Regions from separate parts of the Homo sapiens genome. Here region 2 is linked to region 1. A link is a contact called in ENCODE Hi-C or POLR2A ChIA-PET data. All regions are on one chromosome and are shown on one strand. Each heading gives the region's core, a stretch centred on a gene start or an enhancer-like site at or near the end of the contact. The rest is flanking DNA. Distances are from core to core; before and after follow the strand shown.

Region 1 (3,078 bases), core at 420-2,919:
TCTAAAAAAAAACAAAACAAAACTGGATTCTTTGCAATAAAGCTCTTAAGAGTTTTACATCTAATTCCACGGCTGAGACTGGATTCTAGATGTGCAATCTAGTAGCTGTGTAAACTTAGGTCATTTAGGCCCCCTTACCCTCAGGTTCCTCATATGTTAATAAGGATAATTAATGCTAGACTATTCTTGGTGAGTTGTTATATGGGTTTATTAGAGATAAATTATTTAGTGTTCCACATAATGCCTGACATGTAGAAATTGCTCAATAAATGTTAGTTATTATTATTTCTGAAGATATACACTCTTGAAAAGTCTTTGTGATAATAGTGATTCAGCTTAAATTGTCTTGCATTAGAATGTGAATAAATGCTAAATAATGAGAATTTGGCACTGACTTGAAGTAAATAGAACTTTAAAAATATATATATGACTGCAATTTTTCACTTGTACCCTAAAGTACTTGAGAATAAAAAGAGACAGTATGCCAATAATATTATCTATATTTTATGAGTCCTAACAATTAAAGAGATGGCAAATGCCCATGTTGCAATCTGTCTACGTTTTGATGATTTCTCCTTCTACATTCTTCTTACATTTTTTGGATTCCTATACTATCTTCTACACCTAATAATTTAGCAATCACGTATTACACTCCTGTTACTCCCTCATCTGGGTTTGCTATCATGGGGTGTAACCACCTATACGTGGAGATTAATAACTAAATCACAGGTAAATAACTCATTCTGGTCATTTCATTGTTTGAGAATATTGGAGCACATGGTGGACTTGGATTTCTCTTTAACGAAAGACATTGCCAGTGTGGCTGGGAGTGCTCTTGGTGAGCCATGTTCAGTTGTCAACCACTGCAGAGATTGCCTCACTCAGTGGGATGACCCTTCCCAGAGTGTCCCACCTTCTCTTTGACATTTCCTTGACCACCCTAAAATCACAATGCCTTTCCTGTTTTGCTGCTCACACCCCTTCCCTATTTATATTTTTGTGTAGAATCTCTATATGACTTAACTTGATATCTATATCTATTTGTATGTTCTTGTTACCCTCTCTCTGTGAGGATGCAAGCTCAACGAGGGAAAAAGTTATGGTCTGTTTTATTACTGTCATATCCCAAGTGCAAGTACTTAACGCATAATACTTGCTTGATAATTCTTAATGAATGGTTGTGAACTGTACAGCGAATATCCTACCCTTTGTTGAAGGAGAAAGATAAAATATGAAGGATTCAATTGAAGAAACAAAACTGTTTTATAATCTGAATTTTTCTCAAGTATAGCTTCAGTGACAAAAGGTTTTTGTCTAGAATAACGAAGTTCTACTTTGTTTTTCACTTGGTTATTGGTCCTTGAACATTTACATTCTTACTTAAGATCTAAGAGAAGAACTATGCCTGGCAGTGAACATAACACTCTTCTAGAGTGCATGTGGAGCTGTCCAAGGCCGCTCAGCTATCTCTCTGCTATTTTAAGAATTTGTCCCTGTTCTGCCTCCTAAATTTGGCTTTAAATCTTCTTACACATATTTGGCTCTCTGTCATCCAGTAATTTGACTTTACACCCAGAACTCTGTTTTTAAAGAAAGGCCATTTTTAATGGGCTTTTTATTCAAAGACTCCACCAGACACTGATGTATGAATTCTTTCCTCTGTCCATGCCAGGCACAGCACATTATTGGCAACTGAAATCCTGCCTCTTTGCGTAACCAGGACTCTAGGCCATTGGTCCCAGAATGCACCCAGCAAAATATCCCCTGGTTTATGGGACAGGGAATTAGCTTAAAACATTTTCTTGTTGTTGTTAACTTTATTGAAGTGTATTTTACATATCGTAAAATTCACCTTTTTCAAATACACAGTTTGATGATCACTGGTAGCTTTAATGAGTGGTGTAAACATCACATAAAACAGTTTTATAACTGATTTTTAGCCTTCCAATAGGATCATTCCTTATGTACACTTAATCCCCCTCCCCATTCCCAGCTCAGGCAATAATTAATCTACTTTCCCTCTCTAACAATTTGCCTTTTATGAATATCTCTTATAAATGGGATCATGCAATATGTGGTATCTTTTGTTTGGCTTGTTTCATGTAGCATCATGTTTGAAGTTCATCCATGACATAACATGTTTCAATTGTTTTTATTACTGAATAATATTTTATTGTATGAATATGCCATATTTTGTCTCTCCATCCTTTTTTGTCTATCTAGTTGATTAGCAGTTTTTCAGGTTTTGGATATGATGAATAAGGTACTATCAACATATGTTTTTGTGTGGAAATACGTTCTCTTTGGTAGGTGCTTAGGAGTGGAATTGCTGAGTCAAAAGATAATTTTATGTTTATCTTTCTGAGAAACTGTCAAGCCATAGTCCAAAGTGGCTGCACCAATTTACATTCCCACCAGGCCTGTTTCTCCACATCCTCACTGATATTTGTTATTGTCTGTCTTAATTATTATCACAATCAATCTAGTAAGCGTGAGTGGTATCTTATTGTGGTTTTAAACTGCATTTCTGTGGACAAGGGGATGGGAGTAAGCCAAGTTAAGACATCACAAAGTTCAGTCGTTTTTCTGGAATATAATTGCTCTTCAGAGTATTGTAAGCCTTTGATTAATTTCTGGAGTTCCAAAAATGTTGATTTTGCTGATATTTTGTTGTGTTTATTAAAGAGAGGATCTACCAAGTTCCTCAATCCACCATTCTAATAGTCTCACCTTGTCTGAAGTATTGTTGTTATGAGTTCTTCTGTTACTTTAACCTTCTAAAATTTATCCTTATTCAGAAATTTGTTAAGTCTCTCCTTTATTTTCTTGTTATTTGATATCTAAACATTTAAATTTTTTTCCTTTTTTTTTTTTTTTTCTGAGATGGAGTCTCACTCTGTCGCCCAGGCTGGAGTGCAATGGCCTGATCTCAGCTCACAGCAACCACCGCCTCCCGGGCTCAAGCGATTCTCCTGCTTCAGACTCCCAAGTAGCTGGGACTACAGGCATGTGTCACCACGCCCGACTAATTTTTTGTATTTTTAGTAGAGATGGGGTTTCACCCTGTTAGCCAGGATG
Region 2 (3,078 bases), core at 167-2,666, 48 kb before region 1:
CAAGCTCCACCTCCCAGGTTCACGCCATTCTCCTGCCTCAGCCTCCCGAGTAGCTGGGACTACAGGCGCCCGCCACCACGCCCGGCTAACTTTTTGGATTTTTAGTAGAGATGGGGTTTCACCTTGTTAGCCAGGATGGTCTCGATCTCCTGACCTCGTGATCCGCCCGTCTCAGTCTCAGCCTCCCAAAGTGCTGGGATTACAGGCGTGAGCCACCGCGCCCGGCCAAGTGTAATCTTCTTTTAACTCATTTTATTCGTTTCTATAACAATTTAATTTCGTAATTTTGTAGCTTTTGATATTGTACCAAATACATGGGCCTTGAAGTTAGAAAAACTAAATTTGAATCCTACATGAGGACTTCTGGTCCTTGGTAAGTTTTCTCTGAGTGTCAATTGTCACATCAGGGAAATGAGGGAAATACTAATTACACTGTTTTAAAAATACTTACTGAATGCATATTTTATACTAACCACTGAAGAGGGTATTAGATGAAAAGAGAAAATTTCTATGAACGCATAGCAACAGCACAGGATATGACATCTTATAGTAACTTAATTTTAAATTTTTATTTTATTATTTTAAGATTAATAAATTAGATTAATAACAGTTGATGAAGGACTAGGATCAATTCATGGAAATTCCAAATGTTAGAGCCTGAGTAAATACACAAATTGTATCTTGCAACATTAGGCCCTCTAAGCTCTTATTGTTGTATAGGTGAGTTGTAAATAGTCGTCTTTGACATCCTTTGCTCGTAAGATTTATTAATATAAGTAGAGTATCATATGCATATTGTTTGCTTATTAATTCATGATTATATTTATTGCAGTGGTTCGTTCATTCTACACTGTAGGTTGTCAAGAATATAGGCCCTGAGTCAGGTAGACCTGGGGGTTGAATCCTGTCTCTACCATTAACTATTATAGCTCTTCATTACATGTTTATAATATGTTCATCGGCTAATGAACGAACCTAGGCTCAGGCTTCCTCGTCTATAAAAACTGGTGTGATGATATATGCCTCATAGGATTTTTGTGACGATAGAAGGAGATTCGACATATAAAACAACATGGCGTGGAACAATCAGTGTTTAATAACTGCTGTCTATTGTTACTATTTGAACCTTAGGCTCTTTTTTTCAGGGTCCTAATATATTAGCCAAGGAGCAATTTAATATATTTCCATCTTCCATTTCCATTTTCTAAAATCCTCAATCCCAGGTGAGGGTGCTGGAAAAGGTTTTCTTTCTTAAATGAATTTAGGCAGACCAGTTATTCCACATAAATCAAGTACCCCCTTGAGGTTCCCCGGTTCTAAAAGCATGGGAATGTGGGTAGTCTTGGCTTCACTGTCTTTGTCCGGTGTGTAGGATGTCCTGGCAGTCCATCCACTTGATCTGAAATTTGGCCTTGGGGCTGGGTTCTGTTCACTTCCTCCTAACTAGGCTTTCAGGCCAGGAAAATGTTGTAATAGAGTTTCTTCTCTCCAGAAAATCCCTAGAGATTCTTCCTCTTGGACTTGAGGGTAGACATTCAAATACTGCCTTCCTTGGATGTTTTTTAGTTTAGCTGAGGATTAAATTTTTCAAATTGTCTGCCTTAATAAATATGTCCAACCCTTCTATTCATTCCTTATTTGAACCCAAGGTCAGGGGGCTGTTTATATTTTAGCCTCTTCCAGAAACCCATATTCTTTTCCTTTGTAACCTTTTAACCCATTTTCTTTCTTTCTTTTTTAAGTGTTAGGATTTTTAGTTGCTTGCTGACTTTTCCGTTTTATACCTTTAATCTTCTTTTATGTTATATTTTAATATATGCACTAGGGCACAATGAGGTTTCTTTTATAATAACATGAAAGGCAGAGAAAAAATAGTTTGGATCAATAACAAAATATTCAGGAAATGGACATGGAAAAGACCCATTTTTAAGTGTAAAAACATAAGCTCTTTAGGGAAGGAGAAGGTGCTTCCAAAGGACAACCCTTGTAAAAGAAGAGACTCCCATGGCCCTGATTCACAGTGTATTTATTTTAGGCTTGTGTTTCTGAGTGCAGTGTGAAAAATGGAAGAAGTCATATAGCACAATTTATTGTTGAGACCCATAGGTCATGGAGCAGAAATTTATAAACATACTGAGGGATATATGTAATGACACAAATGACTGCACTGCTTTTCAAAGAGTGATCCACACAAAGCACCATTGCTTATAAATACTTCACTCACTGATATGGTTTGGTTCTATATCCCCTCGCAAATCTCACCTTGAATTGTAATAATCTCCATGTGTCAAGGGTGGGACCAGGTGGAGATAATTGAGACATGGGGGCAGTTTCCCCCATGCTATTCTCATGATGGTGAGGAAGTTCTTAGGAGATCTGATGGTTTTATAAGGGGCTTCCCCCTTCGTTCAGCACTCATTCTCTCTCCTGCCACCCTGTGAAGAGGTGCCTCCCACCATGACTGTAAGTTTCCTGAGGCTTTCCCAGCCATGCTGAACTGTGAGTCAATTAAACCTCTTTTCTTTAAGAATTACCCAGTCTCGGGTATTTCTTCATAGCAGTGTGAGAATGGACTAATACACTCAACTATCTAGAATTTGTTGTTTTCTGATTGAAGGCACAAGGAAGGGTAAGGTACATGCAAAGGATTACGCCAGAAACACAGAGATGACCCTGGAAGATCTTCATAGTATTCCTAAGAAACCTCATGAAAAGCCCTACAGTTGATGGCTGCAGAGGAGAGTGTGTCTCTCTTTAGCTAAGAGTTGCATGCTAAAATTCCATCTATATAATCTAGAGGTATTTTTTTCTCCATTTTATAAAAAGAAATCTAATATGCTATTTCAGTTATCTACACAGACACTGGTTCTGATGAATAATGCAGTGAGACCTGAATTCCTTAAAGAGTAGTCAGTGCCTTCTGGAATTAGGGTTTCTGAAGGGTCTCCGATGGATATCTGCATTACCTTAGACTATGAAATTGGCAAGTTTCACTGTCAATTCTTCTCTCTGTATTTCCATCCACCCTTCCAATTACTACATCCTATAACAGATATAGCACATAGTCCATTCTTACAG

Evidence for each region. Hi-C counts contacts between places; a loop is a spot of excess contacts on that map. ChIA-PET counts read pairs that join two places held with the same protein, here RNA polymerase II (POLR2A).
Region 2: a loop to region 1 is called in a map of CD8-positive, alpha-beta T cell, with 4 times the contacts of the local background. The contact joins two enhancer-like sites. A Hi-C loop is called at or near these places in 3 of 168 maps with a recorded cell type or tissue (CD8-positive, alpha-beta T cell, Right ventricle myocardium superior and endothelial cell of hepatic sinusoid). POLR2A ChIA-PET finds 5 or more read pairs at or near these places in 3 of 52 experiments (Caco-2, K562 and Panc1).

The regions. Positions count from the first base shown.
Region 1 is chr7:15,745,988-15,749,065 of GRCh38, reverse strand. All of the region lies in intron 2 of LOC105375167 (a long non-coding RNA gene), which reads left to right. Among named protein-coding and RNA genes, the nearest start is that of LINC02587, 59 kb to the right of the region's middle. Within about 2 kb of position 1,669, at least 2 of the 41 ENCODE cell types and tissues checked have a DNase peak (open chromatin) inside an H3K27ac peak, as active enhancers do.
Region 2 is chr7:15,793,923-15,797,000 of GRCh38, reverse strand. All of the region lies in intron 1 of LOC105375167 (a long non-coding RNA gene), which reads left to right. Among named protein-coding and RNA genes, the nearest start is that of LINC02587, 110 kb to the right of the region's middle. Within about 2 kb of position 1,416, at least 2 of the 41 ENCODE cell types and tissues checked have a DNase peak (open chromatin) inside an H3K27ac peak, as active enhancers do.